6 separate regions of the Mus musculus genome follow, and all the other regions are linked to region 4. A link is a loop called in an ENCODE intact Hi-C map of the cell type or tissue named here. Cell type or tissue: heart. All regions are shown on one strand.

Region 1 (4,000 bases), 100 kb before region 4:
GCTGAGCCTTTTTCTAACATGGTTGTGTCAATTCCTTCCCTATTGTTGGGGATTCACTTCCACTTCCCCTTTTCGTAGTATCCCACTTTAAGGGGCCATATCCACTAATAAGCCATGTTCTGGGAAAAAAATGTGAGTATCTCCATCAAATAACGGGCAGTCAAGAGCTTTAGGAACACTTATTCTCACTGAAAATAGCCTCTACATCACTCCTTGCTCCTGAGTATGTCGGCGAACAGTCTGTTATATATTTTTGCCTTTTGTTTTGCTTTCCGTACTCAGAGATCAAATCCAGGATCTCCTACATGTTAACCACAGGTTTTCCCAGTGAACTATACACCCCAGACCCTATTATGTATTAATTAAAGAATAAAGACGATAGGTAGTTATGAGCTGCTTAGAATTTCCTAGGATGTGACTTTGCCTCCCGTGAAGATCCCTTGGACACCTGTGAGGTGGAAACCTGACATTAGTTCTACTGTAAGCAACACCAAGGTGTAATTGCTTTTCTTCCTTCTGAGTACCTTGTCTAGTAGGCCATTTACTTTGATGAGGTCATAATGCCATGTTTGTAGAGTCTCCTTTGTCATTTACACCTTTGAGAAGAATCAACTTTTAAAACAACATGAACATTAGCTGGTACATTACAGCCTGAGATCACAGGGACAAAGATCTCTGGAAGGCCTGGTGGAGACTCTTTCCTGTAAGCGTACCTCATCACTGGGCTATGTGGGCACTTTGTTCCATGTTGTGATGGTAACGACATACCTGAACTGATAGCGGATATGCTTCTGGTTGAGTCCTGTACTCCAAGTCATGCAAACCCCATGGAAAAGTTCCTCCATGGTGAAGAGAAACCGTCTTGAATATTACACCACAGAAAAACTGGCAGATTTAGACATCTTTTCCTCTCTTGAACACATTTCCTTACGGATGTTCTCAGAGGAACATCGTGCTCTAGCTTAAGTGTGAGAGTGATAACCTACATCACCATTATATTTATATTTTAGAGAAATGTCTAAAAATGAAGCCAAGTCAATAAAAATAAAGATTTAAACTTTCATCCGGGTAAAGTAAAAGCCTTCTACTCAACATGCCATCCTCTCTGATTCCTTTAGAGACAGGACATGAGGTGCAAGCTTTTGGCTTCCATTTTTCGTTTGGTATTTAAGTAAACGACATCTTTGGTTCCGGAGGAGCTTTAAAAATGTGACTTCTGATAAATGCTGGCAGAACTGGTGCATTCCTAGAATAAATTCTGTATGCTCAGCGATTTCTACTCAAGCTCACTCATAGGTCGTCTGATCATGCAACTGCCCACCACAGAATAGGGTGAAGAGAAATCTAGGCATGGCAGAAGGTTTAAGTATTAAGTATTAAGTATTAAATTACGTAAACTATATTCATTATATTGAGATTTCACGGCTAGAGTCAAATTGTTAATCAAAAGTAAGACTGATGTAACAACGACTCTTATGGTATACCTGGACTTTACAATTTAGAGGGTTAGGGAACTAGAAAATTGCACACAAAAGGGAACTCCATTATTCACCCTCCTTCCCTTTCCAGCACGTTTCAAATCCAATTGTTCTTGCTTTTAAGATCACTGCTCTCAGTTTTCATTCTGTCCTATAGGGAAACCTGTGACTCTCTGCCCCTCAAAGTAGAAGCTTCCTAGGTCTGCAAATACCAGAAAGCATCTCCAGGCGAAGTTGTATCTGCCTCAGGAGCGAAAACACGGTAGGTGTAAAAAAGACATATGAAGGGGGTGGGCTGTAAATCTTACACTTGTAGCTGGAAAAACAAAATGAGATCCCCTCCCTGCCAAATGCCCGGACAGCATTGTGACCTCGGCATAACGCTTCAGTCCGACCTGGAGCAGCGCCTCCGCCAGCACTGAGGGTGGGCCCGCGTATAAATTGGCTGGGATGCAAGGTACCTAGGGAGCCCGGCCTGGCCCCGCCCCGCCCCGCCCCGGGCACCCGCGCGCTAGCCAATCGGACACGCGGGCCCCTTCCCATCGGCGACTCCACCCCCGTGCCCGGGATGTTGGGCCCCCGCGGCGTGACGCGAGCACGGCGGCTCCGCCCCCTGCGTCTCGGGCCTCGCTGGCCTTGGGGGGATGGTTTCATCATGGCGTCAATGCAGGTGAGCGGAGCTGCTGCAGCGGGGAGGGCGAGGGGGCCATCGAGACGAGGTGAGCGTCTGCGCGGGGTCGGCGTCCGAGACCTCTGGGCCTGGCTCCGGGCGACCTTCCCTGACCTCGGGGCGTCGGGGGATCGCCTGGCGGCGAGCCGAGCGGGGGTGTCGGCCGGTGGCCGCGGACAGTAGCGGCCGCGAAGTTGTGGCATAAAGGCGGCTTAGGGGGAAGAAAGGGCGAAGTTCGTCGTGCGCTTCGCGGTGGGGGCTCCGCTCCGCGCCCCTACGCGAGGATGCCTGCCGCTCGGCTCCCTGGCCACCGCCGGGATGCTTTTCCCCTCGCGCTCCCCAGCGGGGTGGAAACAGCTGTGCCCGCCGCCGTCACCCGCGGTCGGGGCGGCCGGAGACCGGCAGAGCCCCTCGCCGAGGACGGCCGCCTGCCCACGGCGCTCCGCGGCCTCTGCCCGGCCTCCCACGCGCAGCCTCGGATCGCCGGACTCATGCTCGTTCTTCTCTGATCTTCATCCGGTGCCCGGTGGGTGCCTCCTTCTATCAGCCCGCACTCTGGGCATTCCCTGGCAGCCCACGTCTCTTCTTCGAAGCCGCCCTTCGTCCCTGTCCCCAGCGTCCTGTGCTACCACAACGTGCGAGCTCGTGGGCCTGCTCCTCGGCCTCGATAGAAACTCGCCCTCTTAAATTTTTTTTTCTTGCGATGCCCCACCCTTGCGGGATTGGTAAGGCCGTGGCTCCTTTGCCTTTCTTTCCCAGACCTTTAAAACCTTAGTTTGGTAGGAGACGCCTGTTAACCTGTGCTCTGTCAGACTTGAAGGTGTTTTTTGTAGCTTCCAACTTAATGTATTCCCCCCCCCCCTTGCAAATCCAATAAAAGAAAAAATTTTCAGGCAAAGATGGCAACCACAATTGTAGTTTCTAGAGATTGCATTATCTATAGCCGGCATTTAATTTGCAGATAGGGCTAGCGGTGTTAAAGCACATAGGAAGAGAGAGTAGAACTCTTGTAGCGTGTCAGCGGAACGCTTTTTGGAGTTTTAACATCATCCTCGAGTAACATCCGCATTTTCCTTAGAATTTTTGGTTTTTGTTTCTAGAAGAATAAGCAAGATCTCGTTGTTGGCGCTTCTCTGCTAGCAATGGTTTGCATTCTTACGCATTTCCCTCCTTCCCCTGTATCTTCCTTCAATCAGCTTTCCTTATGGTATTCTTTTTGCATTTGCTTGTACTTTTGGCCTTTCCTGCAGTAGCATTCTTAGGTGAAGAGGTGTCACGAAATGGTGCAGTGAAACAAGAACAATTTCAGGAAACGTTATACTTTACTAGTCTCCCCAGAGACGTTAGAGAAGTTTCATCATTTGAGGCCAAAAAAGGAACTGTGGAACATCAGTTGACAGCAGATGGGCTATATGATTGCTTTAAGATTTTTATCTGTATTAAGACATTATTTGTTACTAACACTTGACGGTGATCTGTCTTAAGATACAGGCATTATTTAAGACTAAAAATGAAGATTAAAATCCACACTGGGATTGTATCTGGCATGAGAGCTGGTTAGCTTTTATACTTAGTTTTTGGAAAAGGCAGATTTGTTTGTAAGAGATTGCTATTTTTGGAATTTACTTTGTCTTCAGCAGTGGGGGAAAGTGCTTTTTATGCCTGTTTCTATGCCTCAGGCAGTGCTGTGGAAGAGTAGCAGCGTCTTTCTTTTGTTGGATTAGAGTGGGAACGGATCCTTTCTGTTCTAAAGTTAAATCTTGACCTTTTATATGTATCTCTTTTAAAGTATCTGATCATTTTTCCTGGAAATAGTAGCATTTTGACACAGATTTATTTCTTATTTCTTAAT
Region 2 (4,000 bases), 410 kb after region 4:
ATCATACAAAGCAAAATACTACAGTGAGCTTCAAATTTCTAACACTGTAATGCCTGCCAATAATTCAGCTTACAGCTGCCTTCCTCCCCTGAAAGTCTTTGGGAATTACAGCAATTTACTGGACAACCTTGCTTAGGGGAAAGTCATGTAATTGTGGCAAGTCCAATACAAGTAGACCACATGGGATCAACTTGCTGGAGCTAGACACCTGCAAAGAACTGATCTCAGCCCAGAGAATAACACACATTGCAGATGGGGGTGGGGAGGAAGCTGGTGGCCAGAGAGAGCTCTGCTCTCAAAACAGAAATTCACTTTAAGGCTCACAAATCCAAACTGTAAGCAACAATCTAAACTCATTCAAAGCCAAGCAATGAATGAGCAGTTTCTAATGAAAGAATGCAAGTCACTGGTTTAATTTTAAACTGATTCCCCTAAGAATTAATCTCACAGATAAAGTTTAGAGGTTAATAATATGCAAGTGTACCACATTAGAGTCCAAACAGCATCGAAATCAAAATCTCTTCTCTAAAGCATTGCTTTTAAGATTGGGTAGGGAGCACAAATGCCCAAATTTGTTGCCTCTCCACACTAGCTTTGAAAATGTAACATTTTGAACCTTACATAAAACACACAGCTTCTGGTAAGTTTGGTAACAAATGACAGGTATATGGGAGAATGGAGCCCAAGTCAATTTAGCCACCAATTTTCCTAGAACAGTATCTATAGTGGGTCATGATCTCTACTTAGGCTTTAAAAAAGTTTCAGGCGCAAACTAATTGTTAAACACATAAGATGTAGATTGGGGTGCCTCCAAATCATGAGAGAAATTTTGCAAAAGGCGGGGGGGGGGCGGGGGGGGGCGAGAGAAAGCACTTTCTCAAGAGGAAGGGAAGCACTCATATTTACTCAGGGTTAGTAACTAAAGCACTTACTTAAGGCTGGGGAAACAATGTAATTATTTTCCAGGAGCTAAAGTTATAGTGAAAGGATCTATAGCGCCCAAGTCTAAGCAGCTCAGACCTCACAGAAACAGATAACTGTTTCAGTCCACTGTGGAAACAACTTCTCAAGACTCTCTATCTTCCCATCATGCCACATGCAAATCAGACTGAGAAATTACTTTTGGACCCAAACCTGCGGTAGCAAGTTCCCCCTGTCTTACACTACTCGCAGAGTTTAGGAAACCTCAGCTTGGGACCGAAGAAACAGGATCTCCTATGTTTTGCACGCTTTCAGTCTTCTAACACAGAAAACCTTGCTCTCTTATCAAGGGGCAAATTCCACTCGCCTTCCAGAAGACCAGCGGGGTGTTCCTTTCCGGGAGAGCGAGGCTGCCCATGACACTAGGCAGTGGAGACCCTCCGGGCTGGGGAGATGTTTGACTCAACAATACACAGGCATTACCTTGCAGAGCAGCAGCGTCGGCCGCCTCCAGGTCCCGGTAGATGTGGCGAACCATGCCTGCGGTCTCCTCATTGCTCTGCGTGTTGATGTCCCAGAGAACCAGCAGCGCCCGGCGCCGGGCGAACTCGAGAGCAAAGAGGCGGCCCAGGCCGCTGCCCGCGCCCGTGATGAGGCACACCTGGCCGGCCACGCTCTTCTCCTTGGGCCGCACCAGCCAGCGCGCCGCGGCCAGCACGAACGCCCACAGCACTTTGAAAGTGACCACGAAGAACTCCACTACGATGTTCATCGCGACGCCCCGGGTCCCGCAGCAGCCCAGCACCGTGTCCTCACTCTCCCTGCGCCAGACAGCCCAGCTCCTGGCCCCGGAGGCGCTTGTCACCGCGATCCGGACGCGAAGGCTGCGCCCGGAGTCCGCCCCCGAGGTGCTGCGGGGCTGAATTGCGCGGGGCCAGTTCCGCCCGGGCTCGGCGCAGTGGCCACGGGCTGTGCCTGCCGCTGCTCCCGGCTCGGCGCCTCCTGCTGGCGGCCGCCTGTTTGTCCCACAGCGTCCGTCCGTCCGTCCAGTCCCGCTGCAGCGGCGGTGACAGCCGCGAGTTAGGCGACGCGCGCTGCCCTCATGGCCAAGCCGCCGCCGCCCGAACGTCCCCGGCGCTGCTGCAGCGGCTCCCCGTCTTCCTAGGACAGGGGTGCGCCGAGCGGATGCGTCGGGACGCGGGAGTTGTCAACTTGACTCAAGTTGCGGGAGGGTGCGGGCAGCGCCGGGAAGGGCCGACTTGCGGGGCGCACGCGAGGGCTGCCAACCGCTCGAGCTGCCAGCGCGACTCGGGTCCCCTGCCCTGCACTCGCGCCGCTGTCACTCGGGCACGGGGCCCCGCAGCGTCTGAGCGTTCCCAGCCGGCTCTGAGGTAGCTCCACACTCCGCGCTATATAACCCACCGCCGGGAAGCGCCGGCCGCTGCAGTGGCATCGGCCCTCCCTCAGCTCGGCCCTCCCCGCCCCCGGTCGCACCCCGCCCCCGGCCCAGCCTCCCCTCCCCGCTCGCCCTCCCGCCGGCCGCCCCACCGCGCGGGGCAGCCCCTCTTCCACGACCGCGGCCGAAGGCTCCCGCCCTCGTCGTGCCACTCTTCGCGGCTCACGCCCCCTGCTGAGGGTCGCCGTGGCTTGCGCCTGCCGGGTCCCGCAGCAGCGAACCCCCCCATCCTCCTCGGACCTTCGGGTCATCACTCTTCCCGGTCTCGCTGCTTTCGCCAACCGAGGGACTGTGGACCTGGCGGCCGATGATCAGGCGCTGCGGAAGACAGCCCGGCAGTCGGGCGGAAAAAGGACCTCGGCAGCGCAGCCGAGGTGGGGGAGCAGGGCTGCGTGGCCACGGGCCGCAGAGAGCCGGAGGAGGTGACAGACAGTGATTTCATAGCTCAGCTAGCCGCTGAGGACGTGAAGCCTCATACTCTAGTGAGCCTAATGGGAATCACCGCCGCGAAGGCTGCCCAGAGTGTCGGTCAACGTCGCCCTCCAGCCCCGCGGGTTATGCAGCGACGCATGCTGGGACTTGTAGTTCACATCCCTGAACATGCCTTTTGGGTCCAACGAATTCCGCAGAGCCTGACCCTAGGGTTGTCAACGCAACCTGGAGAAATTAAGCCCAGAGCTGACGAGGTGTCCCCACTCTATTCATTAAAAAAAAAAAAAAAAAAAAAAAAAATGTATTCAGTGCATTTGTTTTCCGATGAGTTTTACCATAAAGTTGGCTGGCCGTGACTAAGCCAAGCTGTTCATTTTGCGCCAGCAAAGTGCAAAAATCTCAATTCTAGATTATTTTCCGGCTTATCTCAGGACAGCTATAAGGCGTGGGGCTTCGCGCCCTGAGACCTTTAAGGAGACAGTGCGCATGCGCCACCTTTCTCTCTTCTTTTCCGGCTGGAACCATGGAGGCTGTTCCGTAAGTCGATTCTTCTCTCCCCCAGAATCCTTCTCCATCCCCCAAACTAGAGGCATTTTGTCTCACTTTTCCTGTATCTGAGTGTAGCCTGGAACCACTGCCTGCCTGTCTGGGTGTTTGTGACGCCGTGTGGTACTAGGAGGGAGTGCGGGGGGCCTCCGCGCGGAGGCCTTGGCAGTACCAGGAGCAAACTGAGGGCAGACTGCGGATCCGGCTACTTGGGCGGAGGTCCGTTCTTCGGTAGAATGTATTCCGCGGAATCATGGAACGAGATCCTTTGTAGCTAAAGTTATCTTAGCCGGCTGCTTACCGGCAGCCTCCTGCATATGGAGCTTGAGACTTGATCGAGGATCAGTGAGTCCTGGAACCCAAAAAGTGTGCAGTACAGTTTTTTCAGTGTGACTTGACAACTTGTAACAATTCACAGGCCAGGACTGATGGCTGGGGTTAGGCATAAATCTCTTTAATGTCATACATGTTTACCTTTAAGTAAGGTGTGTATAACGTGAAGGTTGTGGGCATGAACGCTGCATCTCCAGTAGAGCTTTCGGGAACGACGGAGATGCTAGATGCTGCCGGTTTGAGTGGGTGACAGTTTTAACGTAGTTCTGAGCACCTAGTGTGTGTGATACATCACCAGGAAGTTTTTTGACC
Region 3 (4,000 bases), 140 kb before region 4:
ACCAGTAGCAGAGAAACAAACAAACAAAAAAGACCCAACCAAAAACCTATCGCAGTTGTCTGACCTAGTTCCCTTTTCTGTGTCCTTTTAGAAGGAATCCATGGGACTGGGGAGATGTCTCGGCAGTTAAATGCTCACTGGCTTTTCTTCCATAGGTACTGAGTTCAACTCCTAGCAACCACATGGTGGCTCACAACCATCTATAATGGGATCTGGTGCTCTCTTCTGGCATGCAGATAGAGCACTCATACATAAAAACACAAATAATAAATAAATACATAAATCTTAAAAACAAATAAAATTATGCCGGGCGTGGTGGCGCACGCCTTTAATCCCAGCACTTGGGAGGCAGAGGCAGAAGGATTTCTGAGTTCAAGGCCAGCCTGGTCTACAGAGTGAGTTCCAGGATAGCCAGGGCTATACAGAGAAACCCTGCCTCAAAAAAACAAAAACAAAAACAAAACAAAACAAAAAACAGAAACAAAAAAAAAAGAAAAGAAAAAGAAAAAAAAACAAATAAAATTTAAAAAGCAAACAAATAAATCTTAAAACAAACCAACGGAATCCTGAGCCAGCCGCATGAACCTATCCTTGGTTCTTTAGTCAAGATATACGATGGAAGTCGGGCCCACCCTTACTGCCTAAAGGGAGACTCAGGTCTCACTTAGTTTTTTCATATTTTTTTCTTTAGTTTTATCTTCTGCTACCAAATGCCTCTTTTACTATGAAACTACTTTGAATTATGGATACAACCAAAACACTTTCATTATTTCTCCAAAGCCTTTGAAAATTAATTCAAGGCCGCAGCTATATTTTTGCTTTCAATTCCATAAAAGCATACATAGCTGCCAAATCAAATAAAGCAAAAACACAAACACAAACAAACAGACAAACACTTTCAGAGCAACCCATGGTAGGCAACACCTGTCGTTTCAACACTTTGAGGCTGAAACAGAATTATAAATTGGAGTTGGAGGGCAGCCAAGGATTACATAGGGAAATTACTGTGCCTGATGGCTAAGGAAGGAGATAGAATTGTCCCCAAATACATAGCTAGTCTGGGACTCGTAGTTCCAGGGTAACACTGAAATACCCTGTCTCAAAAATTCAAAAACAAAACCCTTTGAGAAGTTTCAGAAATTCCAAATAGCACATACATACTATACTTCCTTTTGTGGGATACTATTACACAGCTGCGACTGATTAACTGAGTATCTTGAATCTAGGTTTTCAAGCCCACTCCATGAAAACAGCAGAGAGGAAACTTAACTGAGCTGCTTTTCAGCTTTCTAGGAAAGGTGCCTAGGTAACCACGGAAAAGCCAATGAAAAGGTTTGGTTGAGGGGGGCGTGGAACTGGGGAGGTGAGGAGCAGAAATAATGGGCCCTGATTTAAGTAATGGTGATAGGCAGCGAGAACTGGACGGGTGGGCGTGGCATATTTCAGTAAACACTGACCTATATCGGGAAGAGAGGAAATGAGGCAAACACATTGGGAGCTTGTTAAGATGCCCGTTGATGTGTATTACTTTAAACAAAGAGGTTGAGACAAGCTTTAAAGACATCAAAAATTTCAGCGCTACACAGAAAACCACAAGTCCCAAGATGCAGTGTCACTTCGGACCAAACACTAGCCGAAACCTTGTAAGAAACTACATATCCCAGAATGCACTGCTGCCTCGCCGGCTCAGCTTTTCTCGGCAGAAATTGGATCCGGATGGCGCTGCATTCTGGGAACCAAGAAGTCCTAGCATCTCATTGGTTGGGATTTGGTAGCGATGTCTCTTAAATGGGCCTGTTTTACTGCCCACAACGCACTTCCTCCAGACGCAAGTTACCGGCAGATCGCGTCTCGGCCTTGCCAGGTACCAGTCTCCCGCGCGTTACAGAAAGCGGCTGTGACGCGACGGAAGTAATTCCTTTCTGTGCCCCGGAACCCACAGGGGTAGGCCGCTGGGGGTGGGAGGGGGGCGGCCCTGAATAGGGGCTGTGGCGGTACGTGGGGTTACGGCTGCGGTAGCTGCGGGACTGGCTAGTGAGTGTCGGGCTATGGTGGGAATCGGGATCTGATTTCGCTAGGAGAGTTAGTGCGGCTGGGACTGGATGCTTTAGTTATCCCTCTGCTCACCCCTTCCCGTCTGGGCGGGGAAGGAACGGAAGCTCTGAGTCTCTCCGGCCTCCCCAGCTCCTGGCTTGGGGGAGGGGAGAGGAGTTTGGCGGGACCTTAACTAGCTCAGCTCGGTGGGTCTGGAAAGGGGAGAGGACAGGAGGTGCGGGCTGGCTGGGCCTCCTCCAGGCTGAGCGCGGGGAGGGTGGAGTTAAGAGCATGGCAGCCGGATCGCTTTTCCGTTTTGCCTACCTCATGTGCGCTTGTATTTGTTTTACTGTTAAAATCAGTCGCTAGACCCAGGAGAGAGCCCTCGCCGCTTTAAGCTATAGGACCCTGAAAGAAAGTTTACCTTCTGGACAACTTGGGTAATTTCTGCCTGGCTGGGTACATTGGCTCATTTGTGCATCTATCTACCTCTCATTTTTGCCTGAAAGGAGTTATCTAGTGCCAGGTACAGTGCCCATTTATTTAGTTTCCCTTAAGGAACTCTTCAGTTTTGTGAGCATGAAAGTTTTGTCATTTAGTGCAAGCATGCCTACTCTGCACTTTCTAGTGTAGAAAGCAATTGAAATAGTTTTACAACTTGGTCCATACTACCAGATCTGCTTCTTAGTCCCAAATTGAATTTTATTTTCTGTTAAGTGGTCTAAGATGGTAAATACTTGATCTCGTTTATATTATGTGTTATTAAGCCGTCGAAGTTCACAAGTGGATTTAATCTTCAGTGATGAGTAAACTGTTGTGGTTTTATATCATGGATGTTTGTTAATTTATAGTAATTTGGGGTTTCTATATTTCTATTTATCAATTTTTTGAGTACTCTTGGATGACATGGAAGTTGTACTCAGTAACTCGTCTGGTCTAAATGTGTGGCCCACCAGGCCTATCTCCCAGTTGTTAGTTTTAAAGGTGTAGCCGCCATGCTGGCTCTTATCTTTTCAACTTGCTTGGATTAACCTTGGACCTCAACTACACTGAGTCCGCACTCTTGTGTGCCACTACTCCATATCTTCATCCCCCTATTTAATTTATAAATGGCTTCTCATCCTTCATATGATATTTCTCTAATTACCAGACTGGGTCGGTAATTTGATGTAGCATGTTTGCCTAATGTCCAGAGACCCTGGGCTGGTTCTCCAGCATCACACACACACACACAAGAAATGTTGGTTTATTACCTCATAATGCTATTTTTTAAAAAAATCCATTTCTTTTTTGAGACTTGTAGCCCTTGCTAGCCTGAAACTCGACCATGTATACTTGCATGGCCCGTATGCCTCTGGCTTCCAAGCACTGGGATTGAAGGAGTAGATCACCACACCCAGATGGTATCTATTTCAAATGGAGAAAATCTGCTTCATTGCTAGATAAGATAGGAATGCTGCAGTGTACATAGGCAATGGTATAGAAGCAAGGTGATAGTTTACTTCTCTGTATACTAAGTTCTTAAGAAATTGCGCAGATCTTCGTCTTATTGCTTCAGGGAAAGATTGGGGTTTTGTGCAGGGGTGTATGTCAGATTGGAATGTAATAGGAAAGTCTTTGCATGTATGCTTTGATATGTTAATAGACTCCAAATGCTTTGATAGTTTACTAAGTACAGTAAGACAAAGACATCCAATACTTGAAAATTTACACACACAGTTTTTGGTGTAGAAATAGGCATGATGTCAGAAACCTGTAAACCTTTATTCAGAATATTCAGGAAGCTCAAACAAGCAAAGGATTGACAAGAGTTCCAGGTCAACCAAGAGGTCCAGTAAAGCCCTGTTGACTCTCCCTCAATAAAAAAGAAAGTGGGGGGAGGGGATACATCAATAAGACCTTGGACAGGGAAAGACCCTTGGGATTTGATGTTTGAGCTAGAAACATCATAGGGAGGTTTAAAGGA
Region 4 (4,000 bases):
TTGGGGTTTAAAGTATGTTAGGAGAGAAAGTTACAGCAGAGATAAAGTTTTCAGTTAACTTCAACAATCGGAATCTAAGAAAATACACTTTGTGACCACTTCAGAGTCACTTCCAAGTATATAAAGACATCAATTTATTTCAAAACCACTTAGTGTCCACCCACTTGCTGTTGAATGCGGGGACCACAGAGATGAATGAGATGGAGCCAGCCCCACAACAATGCAGTGTTTGGCAGAAGAAGACAGGCGAGAAAACAAACAATATAATAGACTTGCAATGTCACAGAAGAGGGCATCAAGAGAAGAGTGTGGTCTGCTGGAAGGAATTAGCTTCCCCAGGAGGTATTTTCTGACAGCTTTTTTTTTTACATTTTTTCATAATCTGTTCATTGAGTGAAGAGAGAATAGATTGAAGGCAGAGCGAACGAACTTGTGGAAAGAACAGCCATGGAAGGCTTGTTTCCCTGATGTGAAGGGCCTGTAGTCGTTTGTATCACTGAACACCTGAATGAGGCCCAAGTAGCTAGAAACCATTAATTAAGGGGTGGTCCCCATTTAAGAAGGAATCCACATATTTGAGAAAACTAGTGGAAGTGAAAAGTGAGAAAGGCACACGGGAAACATGAGAGACAAACGAAGTGCTTGCCTACACTGTATCACCGGAAACTACGATGTCAGGCTCTAGCTAGAGAGCTTTACAGGTATCTCGCCTATACATACAGTATCACGTTTTTGTCTCTTTAAAAATTGTAAATCAGTGTATAAGGTAATAGATCCACAAATACTGCCTCATTTGTAGAGTTGGTTTTAAAATATGACTGAAATCACAGGGCTCACAGACATATCCCAGGCAGACAAGCCATACCAAGGAAACCCCAGGAAGAATAATGCCAGTCAGAATACACTAATAGTTCTATTTCTAGACTTCTTTTTCATATGATTTTTGGTGCCACTTATTTAAAATCCATTGGTCTTAACTAGGCTGACGTTATCTGGCCATACCTAACCCATATCTAAACCAGGACAAAAGAACAAGTAATTTGAGTTTTTTAGCACTCTTCAAAAACCAAGGATCTAGGACAGTGTTTTAAGACGATCCTCATTTTTGGCTCTAAAGATTTTTTTTTTTTTGGTACGGGCACACAACTTTAATATATTTATTATTCATTTTTTCCTGATGAATGATGTGGGCCGTGGAGCAGGTGATGGGGGCTCGCTTGCGCTGCTTGCTACCCTCCTCCCCTTTCTTCCTCCTCCAGTCTAGAAAGGTGCAGGATCCGCCGAATCCTACGTCGCACCGCAGTGGAACGGACGCGGGATGGTCGCGCGTCCCCAGCTAGGCAGAGGCGGGCAGTCAGCGAGCCGGGAAAGGTAGGAGCAGAGCGTCGGGGACAGGCTGCTAGAGAGCCCAGGGGCAGCGGGTGCGGGAGAGGCTGAGCCGCCGGTGCTGGAGCACCTTCGCAGTTGCGGGCCGGGCGCCCTCAGCGTGCTCCTGCAGCAGCTCCCGGGACGGGCCCCGGCGCGGCCCGAGACCCCAGGCCTAAGCCCCGCAGCGCCCCGGGATGCGGGGGTCCCAGAAGCCGCCAGGGGGCGGGAACGGCGCGGCGAACAATGGCCGCTCGACCGCGAAGGGAGGCGGGGAGAGGTGGAGAGAGAGAGAGAGAGAGAGAGAGAGAGAGAGAGAGAGAGAGAGAGAGAGAGAGAGAGAGAGAGAGAGAGAGAGAGAGAGAGAGAGAGAGAGAGAGAGAGAGAGAGAGACAGAGAGACAGAGAGAGACACAGAGACACAGAGACACAGAGACACAGAGAGAGAGACAGAGACACAGAGAGAGAGACAGACAGACAGAGAGACACAGAGAGAGGAGAGAGAGAGACAGAGAAAGAGAGGGGGGAGAGACACAGAGAGAGAGAGACAGACAGAGAGAGGAGAGAGACAGAGAAAGAAAGGGGAGAGAGACAGAGAGACAGAGCGAGCTGGAGAGAGAGAGCGCGAGAGAGAGCTGGCGCGGGGGCGCGCGGCGTGGCGCGGGCGCGGCGGCGCAGGCGGGGGCGCGCGGCGCGGGCCCGGGAGGGCGCGGCGGGAGCGCAGGGCGGCAGGCGGAGGCGGGGGGCGGGAGCCGAGGAGGGAGCAGGCGGCGTCGGCGGAGCTCTGGAGCGCTCGCCCATGTGGAGCCGTCTGCCGGGCGTCCGTGGCCCGCAGGTAAATCCTGGTGCGAGCGGCGCCGCCAGGCCTGACTTCCGCCGGCGGGTTCCGAGGCAGAGCGCCGGGAGCCAGCAGGGCCGTCTCTCGCGGCCTCGCTCCCGCGCCGCCCTCGGCCGCCCTGGGGGAGGGGAGGGGGGGCGTGTGCCGCGGCGAGCCGTACAGGTGTCCGCAGGGGCAGGGCGGGGCGGGGGCGCCGGGCGCGACGGCGGGGGGCGCGGAGGTCACCCGGGCCTTGCAGGGGCGTGGGGGCGGCGGGGCCGGGGCGATGGCGGTGGCTATTTCTGTATAATGGGCAAGTGGCGAAGACGTAACTCGCCGAAATGGGGAAGGGAGGTGGGGCAGAGGGGACAAAATATAGCCCTATGACAGGCAAGTTCCGCCGAGCCTCCTGCGAACTAGGACCGTGACGGCTCGGCTTAAAGGAGTAGTTGGAGGTAGTGACCTTGCCCGGGCGTGGGGAGTTGGGTGAAACACAAAGCTTGGCCGCAGAATCTACCGTGAGGACCGGGTCTCTGTAGGGTGGGGGACCGGGCAGAGTGACGGGCCAGTTTCGCAGAGGCAGTCAAGGCGATTGAACTAGGAGACCTGGGTAGGGGGTGGGAATGGGAGTCTGGTTGGGCGCGTGCGCTGAGGGGTGGGGGTGGGGGCCAAGTCTGGAAGTCCTTGCAATTATTTAGGTACAACATTTTGCAGTATGAGCAGATTTCATTATTATCTCCTATTTCCCCCCCCCCCCGCCACAAAAAAGCTTAGAAGTACTTGAGTGGAGATGGACCATCCAATAGGTATGAATGCACTAAGCAATTTAAAAGGGACCAAATCTCACAGAAATCGTACAGATGATCCTTAAATGTATTACAGTAACCAAAAATCTGTTATCCAGTGTTAGGGAACTTTCTTAATACAAATAGAACTTGGATTCTGATGTATTCTTGTGTTTTCTGAGGGCTAACACTTGAAATAGAGAAGGTGTTGGGCAGGCAAAAAGATAGTAACACTGTCAAATGTTCAGTAGAATGTTTCTTCCCCATCCTTTCTAAGTCGATTCAACTTACTGTCATGAATAGAACTATAGAGGAAAGGCACAAGTCAAGAAAAAAGAAAAAACTAAGACCTGACTATTTTTTTTTAACAAAGCAGGTCTTTGTGTCTTATTTTACTGAAAAACCTAAATATCATATGATTGTGGATCTGTTGCAGGCCTGTATTAAGTGTGCATATCTGTAATGCCCAACTGCATGCATGGTTTATGTGGCCACTGTCAGTGTTGGGCACCTGTCTCAAGGTATGGCATGGCAGTAGTTTATGAAATCTACTCCAAAGTGATGTCTAGTTGTGATTTGTTGCTCATGTGTAGTATATTCACAAATTACTGTGTTTCCTTAAGAAACAGTGTTTTGTATTCAAGTAGGTAAATTTCTAGTAGCATATATTTTTTAACTTCCCGTTGGATACAATTTCAGCTTTCAGTAAAGTCAGAATAAGAACAATACAAAGAACAGTCTATTCCTCTACCCAGATTCACCTGTTATCATGATGCCCATTTATCATTTACTCAGCCACACACACAGACCCCCTGTGCTGTTTGTGGGTAAGACAGATATGTTATAGCCCTTTGCTTCTGGATACTTCAGCATGGAAAAGGTTGAAGTTTGTATTTTTACCTTACTTGACTTACCTGGAATGAAGCTCTAGGGAAGACCGACTTTCTACAAAATAACAAAAATAGGTAGGGCTGTCTTGATGGCCCATTGGGTAAAGTCATTCGTTGCCAAGCCTGTACACGACTGTGGAGGTC
Region 5 (4,000 bases), 150 kb before region 4:
ATCAATGTTGTTTTTATTTCATTTAAATATAACAAAGAGAACTTGTTACAATGCCATGCAAAGAATTCTCTCAAATAACCTAGAGGATTCCCAGGCTTCCTGCCGGCCACTCTAGCCAACCAGAGAGCTCCAGAGTCAGAGATCTTATCTCTTAAAACCAGGCTTCAGGATGGAGAGGCTCATTGCGCTTCCAGACAACCAAGGTTCAGAGTCCCAGCACCTACGTGTCTTACAACCTTCTGCAACCCAAGCCCTTGGCATCCATGCCCTTTCTGGGCCTTCATGAGCACTGATAGGTGTGGTTCGTTCATATGTATGTATGTACGTACGTATGTATACACATACATGAAAGCAAAACACCCATACATATAAAGTAAAAGTCGTGCTACACAGTGGTGGTGCATGCCCTTTGTCTCAGCACTTGGGAGACAGTGGCAGGCTGATCTGAGTTGAGGCCAACTTGGCCTCAAAAAAATCTTAAATAAGATTGAGATAGAAGACAGTCAATGATGACCTCCACATGTATGTACACAGATACTACATAGGCAAAAACATTTGTTTAAATTTGCTTTAATGTAATAATCTAAGAAAATACAGAGGGCATGACTGTACATGTCTTTGAGCCCAACATTCAGGAGGCAGAGGCACGTAAATCTCTGAGTTCAAGTCCAGTCAAAAAACAACAAAAAACAATCTTAGCAAAATACTGTAAATTGAGGGGTTTGTTTTGCTTTGTTTTGTTTGGTGGGTTCGTATGCACAGGCATGTCCAGAGATCAAACTCCCATCCTGAAGACAAAAGCCTCCACAGACTAGGCTTCTCCTACCACCCCTGTGGTTAGTACTTAGGAACTAGTTACATGAATAACTAGCATTTTTAAGGCTGTCTCCCTGAAAGCCTTGCATATACCTTGTACCCCATTTTGTTTTGAAGATCAAGTCCAGTCATCAATGTGGTCCATGTTGGCCTCCAACTGACCATGAAGCTCATGCTGATCCTCTGTCTGAGCCTCCAGAGCTAACACTGGGACTTTAAGTCTGTGCCACTACCATACCCTGGGCCTTCTATCTCTTAGCAAGAAAGCTTGCTTGAAAAACTGCTTGAAAGCTATATGAAACAGGAGTTTCCCAAGTATGTATAAATGAGCATCTAAAAATGAATTTCACATTGCTCACATTTAAAAATGTAAAAAGTATGCCTAATTTGTGTTGAAATTCAGTTAAGAGTCCAATATCTCGAGACCCTTGGCTATAGCACACACCTTTTATCTGTGAGTTTGAAGCCAGCACCAGCCTGGTCAACAGATCAGCCAGGGCTACACAGGGAAACCCACCCACAAGCAACTAACAACAAATAATTCAATTACCACTTTCAGCATTTCTTAAAAGTTTTTAAAATTCTTATATATTACAATGTAGCTTAATATACATAAAATTCTTGCCGAGCTACACCTTTAATCCCAGCACTCTGGAGGCAGTGGCAGGGGATATCTGAGTTCAAGGCCAGCTTGGTCTACAGAGCAAGTCCCAGGTTAGCCAAGACTACACATGAGAAACCCTGTCTCGAAAACCCACAAAATTCTTACATTTTATAGTATAGTTTAACATACTACGTACTTTGTTCAATAACATCCACACCCCACCTTTCACTCCGTAATCAAAGAAATTCCTAAAAACGGACAAGTAACACAACTTAGGAGGCTAGCTCCACGTGCTGCATCAATTTCTTAGCACTTAGCGCCCTTCTGACCTTTAGCTCTAGAGTAAGAAATAAGTCCCTGCGCAGCAGAGCAAATCTTTAATCCTAGAATGGGAAGTCAATAGGTAGGCGAGTCTCTGATTTCGAGGACAACCGGGTCTATATAGCGAATTCAGGACAGGTGAGTCTACAAAACTGGGACATCCTGTCTCTGAAAAACAACAAAAAGAACCATTTGTGGTGCTTTAATAGCCTTCGAAAGGAGAATCAATCCCTGGATTGACAGCAGCTGCGGACCCCGAGGTCGAGGCCTGCTCCTCCCAGGCCCGCACCGGGAGTGTCCCCTCAGCACTGGAGTTCCCAGACCCCATGCTGCGCCCGCTCCCCACCACCACAGCCTACGAACAGCCGACCTGCGCTCGCCCGGGTGGCCCGCAAGACTCGGCTAGCGCTAGATGCCCGCCGCTCCGGAGCCGCTCTGGCTCGGCTAGCGAGGCCGCACGCCAGAAAGCGATCCCGGAACCTCGGAGCGCGGCGGCCACACACCACGTCGTCCTCGTCCGGCCCGGCCATAGGCCCGCTGCCCACCGGCCGCCCAACCCCAACAGCATGCTGCGAGTTGGAGAAGGTGGCCGTCAGTTTCCAGCTGCGGCCAAGGACACCCAAAAGCGACTCCGCTCGACAGTGGCCCCCACAAGAGCGATGAGGCTCCGCCCCTTAAACGGAACACGCGGCCGGATTGGTGCGCGCGCGTGCGCAGAAAATGCGGCCGGCCTGCAACCTTCTCCACCTGGTGGGTTCCAGGCAGCAAATGACCCAAAACCCCAACTCCCTGCTTAAGATGATGGGCTTCAACCGAATTCCTAGTATTTGGTCGGCTTTTGACCGTGTGCAAGGACAGAGTGTGTAGGCATGTGAAAAAGACAGTGACCAGAAGCCTAGTTAAATACTTCGTTCTCATGAAAGTCACTTTATAGGTCCTAAAACTGGTTTGGGAAAATGATTTAGCTTCGCAGAAGTAATTGTAGCATATCAGCCCAAAAGGAATGTAGTTTAAGGTACTTAATGTTATAATGTTTAAATACTTTGTATGCTATGATATGATATTAACAAAATGAATGAATGATTTAGTCCCAGCACTTGGGAGACAGAGACAGGCGCATTTCTGAGTTCGAGGCCAGCCTGGTCTACAGAGTGAGTTCCAGGACAGCCAGGGCTACACAGAAAAACCCTGTCTCGGGGGAAAAAAAAAAAAAAAAAGATTTAATGATTTAACTTAATTCCACCACTGAGATAGGAGAAAATGGAATTTTTTCACATAATTTTCGATTTTGTTGACAGATTTTTTTTTTTCCCCATTAAAAACGTCGTATCCGAGCTGGGTGTGGTGGCGTACGCCTTTAATCCCAGCACTCGGGAGGCAGAGGCAGGCGGATTTCTGAGTTCGAGGCCAGCCTGGTCTACAGAGTGAGTTCCAGGACAGCCAGGGCTATACAGAGAAACCCTGTCTCGAAAAAAAACAAAAAAACAAAAACAAAAACCAAAGGAACAAACAAACAAAGCCCCCATCATGTCCAAGGTGGGGAGTGTATCTTGCCTAGCACGGACTGACATAGAAGAATCTACAGTGTTGCAAATCCAGAGCCAATTTATCATGGGCCATTTGCAGATCTCTTAGTAGCCTTAATGTATTGTCCTCCTGTGTACCTAACATCTTCACGACCTTCAGCTGGAACACACCGAGTTCAAGCTTTCATTTGGAATGCACAGGGTATTAGTTTTCCGAGTACTGTCAAATAGCACCTGAAGCCTAAAACAGGTTTCCCCACTTTTAAAAAACGTACCTAACCATCCCACTAATGTAGAAACCTGTCTTGACTGATGATTTTCTTTGTTCTGTTACTATAAAAAAGCTTCATGAAACTACTTCCATGTTGAAACATGGAACATGGGGACAGGGGGTGACATAAATCTGTGTTTCCAAGCCATGATCACTCATTTGGTTCTAGAATAAGTTCTCTTTTCTCTCCATTGAGGTGAGAGTTTTTTGAATCAACACTATACCTTTCTCCCAAAGGCAGATGATACTTAGTGCCTATTGCACAGGACTTAGACAGGAGTAGAGGGAGCACTGTAACGGCATAAATTTGGGAACTCATGGTGCAAATGTGTAATAGGACATGCATCTAAAAATACACGAGACTACCTCTAACTGGAATCTCTGTGTTCTAGGTCAGGTCAGACATTCAGGTCATAATGCCTGAAATAAATACCAACCATCTTGATGAAAAATCAGTTTACT
Region 6 (4,000 bases), 79 kb after region 4:
TGCTTTTGCTCTACAGACGAGCTTTCCCAGCTTTGCTCTGCGTGCAGGTTGCTTGCTGGACTGGGTCGTGAGTTCTGTGTAGTTTCCTGCATGCTGTCTTCGCCAACTGCCCACCTGTGTGTCGTAGAGCCTTTTCTGGACCTAAAACTGAAAACAAGGCTGCATGGCTTCAGGCTTGATGTCCCTGGCAGTGCTCCCCAGTGGGCAATGCTCGCCTTGGTGCACTGGATCAGAAGACATTTTCTGGTGGTCTCTTGATTTTAAGATTGATCCATGGCCTCTGGTGCTATTGGTCCAGTTAATCAGTTAGCAAGTTCCAGTAACGTTAGGATAGGTGACAGTAGCAGTGTGCTGCTGTTGTCTAGAATATCTAGTATTTTATCACCAGTTAACAAACTGGTGGTTGGTTGTTTTTTGGTGGGGGGAGGGGGAGGGAGGGCGGACTTCATTCCTTTTGCTGGAATCCCAGCTAATATGATGAACGTTCCTCTTTTTTACCATCTTATTCCAAATACGGTTTATTCAGGAAAGGCAAGGTAAGGGTTTGATCCTTTCCCTTCATTAGCATCATGTGCAGACCTGGAATCCGCCATGTCTCCAAGGATGTTCCTGTGGGAGTGTGCATGCTTTAAATGGGGAGTGACACTTATAAGCTACACTCGATGTGCTGGCTGCCTTCGTTACTAACACATTGCTTGGCCTCTCTTAAGTAGATAGAGCTGGGAAATACCATATTCCTTTAAAGTTTTTTTATATTTACTTTTGTGGTAGAGCCCAGGCTGGCTTTTACGTCAGTGTGTTGCTTAGATGAGCTTGAATGTCTGCTCTTCTTGTATACTTCCAGGCACTAGGATTGCAGGCATGTACTACCATTCCTGCTTCAGATGGCGTTGGGATCAAACCCAAGGCTCTGAGCACACTACGCCAGCAGCCTGCCACAGTCTCACCACCTTTCTTCTGCTTTTTGTTTTTAGAGAGAGATACATCAGATACTTACACGTTTGATTCATATTTTAGATTAATTCATGTATTTGATTTTTACATTTCATTATCTGATTCTAACATAAACACAGTTATTTGTACTTTAATTTGTTTTGCACCTATCTTTGGATGTATAATAATGTAATAATAGTACTGACATCAGTAGCATGTTTGCTAGAAATATTTCTCAATTTCCTTTTCTTTAGGCTACAAATATTTTGCTGTCTTTAAAGTCGTTTAAAATAATTAACTTGCACAGTTAAGGCCATCAGTTTAGTTTAGTTTTAGTGCACTTGTGTTTTTTTTTTTTCTTTAAAAATATTTGTCTCTATTTTGGTTTAATTTTATTTGAATTTAAAGTATGTTACTATTAAAATTCATACTTCTGGTAATATGAATATGGAAAACAGTTTGAGATTGTTTTGTTCTGTTTTTTTTTTTTGAGTAAATCTCATTGGTATTTTTAAAAATTAGTTAAAAATTTCCTTCTCATTAAATCACAAACTCAGTTCACAATTAGATTGTGTTTCCTTTGTATTTTAGTGGTTTCTCTCCCCCCCACCCCCGGAAATTTTTGTGTAATTATGAATAAAATCTCAGTTTTGGCTTTATGCTTAAAAAAAGCAAATAAATGCTTATATCTTATTTTCTTAAATGAAAGGTAGGGCAGAATACACACCGTTTTGTTATGTTAAAAAGTAAACAAGGAAAGGAAGAGAGTGAAAGCAAGCGGGTCTGGTCTGCTTTATTGTTGAGTGGTTTATATTGTGATGCTTAGGCATCTGGTGGCACATTGGTGGGTTTTATAGGTACTGACTGTATGGGTTTTGTTTGTTTTTTTGGTATTTCCTGGGATTAGATGGCATTTTAGGTTTTGAAAGTCTCACCCACAGATTATCATCAGATAAGTCAAAGCATTACTGCTAACCCTGTATTAATTGCTAATGTTTACTTCCTTGATTAGCAATGAATAAATAAATAAAATTATTAACAGGTGATATTTTTAATGATTAAATATGCATACATTTCTGGGGTATTTATAAAATTGATATCCAAACTAGTTACTATTTGGTTTTAAATAATATGACTATACAGTTGAATTTTTTAAGTACAGAAAATGCTAAAACTTAGTTTAAACTTTGTTTATATTAATTAGAGAACTGTGTGGAGAGGCCTTCCACTCCCCCTCCTTCAGAGATTACTAATTGAAGTCTAGCTGGTGTGGTTTGTTGTGACAATGTTTCACCTGTGTATCTCTAATGTTTTTAAACAGGTAGTATAACTCCAACTGTGGAACTGAATGGGCTCGCTATGAAAAGGGGAGAGCCTGCCATCTACAGGCCACTAGATCCAAAGCCATTCCCAAATTATAGAGCTAACTACAACTTCCGGGGCATGTACAATCAGAGGTTTGTATGTCTTCTTTGGTTTTGTTCTTATTTACTATTTTATGCATATTGCAGACGTTTTTGACATTCTAAGGATATTTGCATTGTGAACACAATTGACCTTGGGCATCTTGGGAGTTTAGATAAACCAGACTCACCAAGTGTGTTGGAAGTTAAAGGCAGAACAGAAACAAAACTCTGTAGCCTCAGAAGCTTTCTTTGCTAATGTACACAAGCCTCGGGACCCGCCATGCAGCATTCTCACTCCCTCACCACAGTACACTTGGTGTCTGCCTTTCCTGACTTGATGACTGCGTTAATGGCCTTGCATTTTTGTGATTTATAGCAACTTCTTTGGAGAGGCTTTACTAAGTCTTTGTTGCATATGGCACAGTTGTGATAGTTCAAGTGCAACTTTACAAGAGTGTAGAAATTTCAAAATAAAAACAGGATCTCTTTTCTTGTGAGGGGTTCTATTGCTGTGAAGAGTCACCATGACCACAGCTACTCTTATAAAGAGAAGCATTAATTGGGGCTGGCTTACAAACATCTTGATCTACAGGCAGCAGGAAGAGTCAGTAATATGGTTCCTCCAGCAACTTACTCCAACAAGGCCACTCCTCTTAATGGTGCCTTTTCCCTATAGACCTATGGGGGTCATTTTTATTCAAACCACCACAATCCTTATTGTAAAACTTATACAAAACTAATCATAGGGAATGTAGAAAATGCTAGATGGTAAAGAAATAGAAATATCTTGCTACCCTAGAGCTCGCTACTGTAAATATTTTGATTTACTTTAAATTATTCTTTGTGTATAAACATATTTAATGGAAATTGAGTTGTTCTGTAATACATGTGTATATGTACAATAAAATGCACAGATCATCAGTGTATATCTTGATGACCTCATGTATGTATGCATCTGTTCTCTCTTCACTGACTTTTAACCTAAGTGTGTCTTGATGGATTTGCCATCATGGCAGGGTTCCCTTAGATTTCCATGCTCACAACACACCCTTTGCCAGAAGTGATCTTCAATCTCTTGCCACAGATTAGTTCTGTCATATAAATATGTGCTGCACATAATCTCTCTGGCTTCTTTTACTGTAACCGATGGTTTTCTTGCTCTGTTTTGAGATTTATTAATACTGCTTATATCTGGGTTCTCTCTTTCTTAATTGTTGAATAGTATGGCTGATTCTTAACTTGTTTAATCTGTGTGTGCGATATGGTACTTTTTTCACCCAGCGTAGAGACCATGTGACATATAATTGTTCTTTTAGAGCCTTTTAGAGCTGGCTATAGATGGCCTCATCTGGCAAGGTGTATTTTCACCTGTGTACATTGTTCTGACACCTGAGCTGGTGTCTACCTCCTTCCCTGGGATTATAGACACATACCCTACATAAATAGCATCATAGAAATAGGTTTATTATGTTTATTTACAAATATTGTTTATAGCTCTGTTATTTCCTAGATGTAGATCACTACAGGAGGAATATTACAATTAAGAATAATATATTACTCAACCATATTACAATTCTGTTCTAATTTTTCATTAAAAGAGGTTACCAAGATATTTACTAATTTTAATAATTTCCTCTGGAGGAAAAAATCTTGAGTTTTAA

The links. Peaks named below come from ENCODE experiments on the same cell type or tissue, not always from the same donor. Only the 100,000 strongest peaks of a DNase experiment are listed, where the experiment ranks them.
Region 1: it touches region 4 in a loop (2.2-fold over the local background); 4 of 42 quality-filtered maps call a loop at or near these places.
Region 2: it touches region 4 in a loop (4-fold over the local background); 7 of 42 quality-filtered maps call a loop at or near these places.
Region 3: it touches region 4 in a loop (2.3-fold over the local background); 5 of 42 quality-filtered maps call a loop at or near these places.
Region 5: a loop joins it to region 4, with 2.6 times the contacts of the local background. A loop is called at or near these places in 5 of 42 quality-filtered maps.
Region 6: it touches region 4 in a loop (5-fold over the local background); 12 of 42 quality-filtered maps call a loop at or near these places.

The regions. Positions count from the first base shown.
Region 1 is chr1:16,617,385-16,621,384 of GRCm38, reverse strand. Ube2w (ubiquitin-conjugating enzyme E2W (putative)) reads left to right here and starts at 2,094. Exons shown (of 6, transcript NM_025773.4): 1 at 2,094-2,148. The coding sequence starts at 2,134. In heart, no CTCF peak of the experiment used is centred here; DNase peaks (open chromatin) are centred at 2,064 and 2,734; H3K4me3 peaks cover 2,465 bases; H3K27ac peaks cover 1,635 bases.
Region 2 is chr1:16,103,711-16,107,710 of GRCm38, reverse strand. It overlaps Rpl7 (ribosomal protein L7), which reads left to right and starts at 3,278. Exons shown (of 7, transcript NM_011291.5): 1 at 3,278-3,346. The coding sequence starts at 3,333. It overlaps Rdh10 (retinol dehydrogenase 10 (all-trans)), which reads right to left and starts at 1,829. Exons shown (of 6, transcript NM_133832.3): 1 at 1,405-1,829. The coding sequence starts at 1,693. In heart, CTCF peaks have their summits at 1,925 (motif pointing left) and 3,455; DNase peaks (open chromatin) are centred at 1,900, 2,680, 2,940 and 3,290; H3K4me3 peaks cover 3,402 bases; H3K27ac peaks cover 2,835 bases.
Region 3 is chr1:16,654,856-16,658,855 of GRCm38, reverse strand. It overlaps Eloc (elongin C), which reads left to right and starts at 1,991. Exons shown (of 4, transcript NM_026456.4): 1 at 1,991-2,034. D030040B21Rik (RIKEN cDNA D030040B21 gene) reads right to left here and starts at 1,304. Exons shown (of 4, transcript NR_037998.1): 1 at 1-1,304. In heart, a CTCF peak has its summit at 1,979; a DNase peak (open chromatin) is centred at 1,825; H3K4me3 peaks cover 2,855 bases; H3K27ac peaks cover 2,120 bases.
Region 4 is chr1:16,517,372-16,521,371 of GRCm38, reverse strand. It overlaps Stau2 (staufen double-stranded RNA binding protein 2), which reads left to right and starts at 2,070. Exons shown (of 14, transcript NM_025303.3): 1 at 2,070-2,199. In heart, CTCF peaks have their summits at 1,545 (motif pointing right) and 2,223; DNase peaks (open chromatin) are centred at 1,481, 2,161 and 2,571; H3K4me3 peaks cover 2,165 bases; H3K27ac peaks cover 1,706 bases; H3K27me3 peaks cover 304 bases.
Region 5 is chr1:16,663,617-16,667,616 of GRCm38, reverse strand. It overlaps Tmem70 (transmembrane protein 70), which reads right to left and starts at 2,426. Exons shown (of 3, transcript NM_027415.2): 1 at 2,112-2,426. The coding sequence starts at 2,309. It also overlaps the pseudogene Gm7654. In heart, a CTCF peak has its summit at 2,496; a DNase peak (open chromatin) is centred at 2,416; H3K4me3 peaks cover 1,708 bases; H3K27ac peaks cover 1,184 bases.
Region 6 is chr1:16,438,713-16,442,712 of GRCm38, reverse strand. Stau2 (staufen double-stranded RNA binding protein 2) reads left to right here. Exons shown (of 14, transcript NM_025303.3): 5 at 2,255-2,390. Among named protein-coding and RNA genes, the nearest start is that of Stau2, 79 kb to the left of the region's middle. In heart, a CTCF peak has its summit at 2,318 (motif pointing left); no DNase peak of the experiment used is centred here.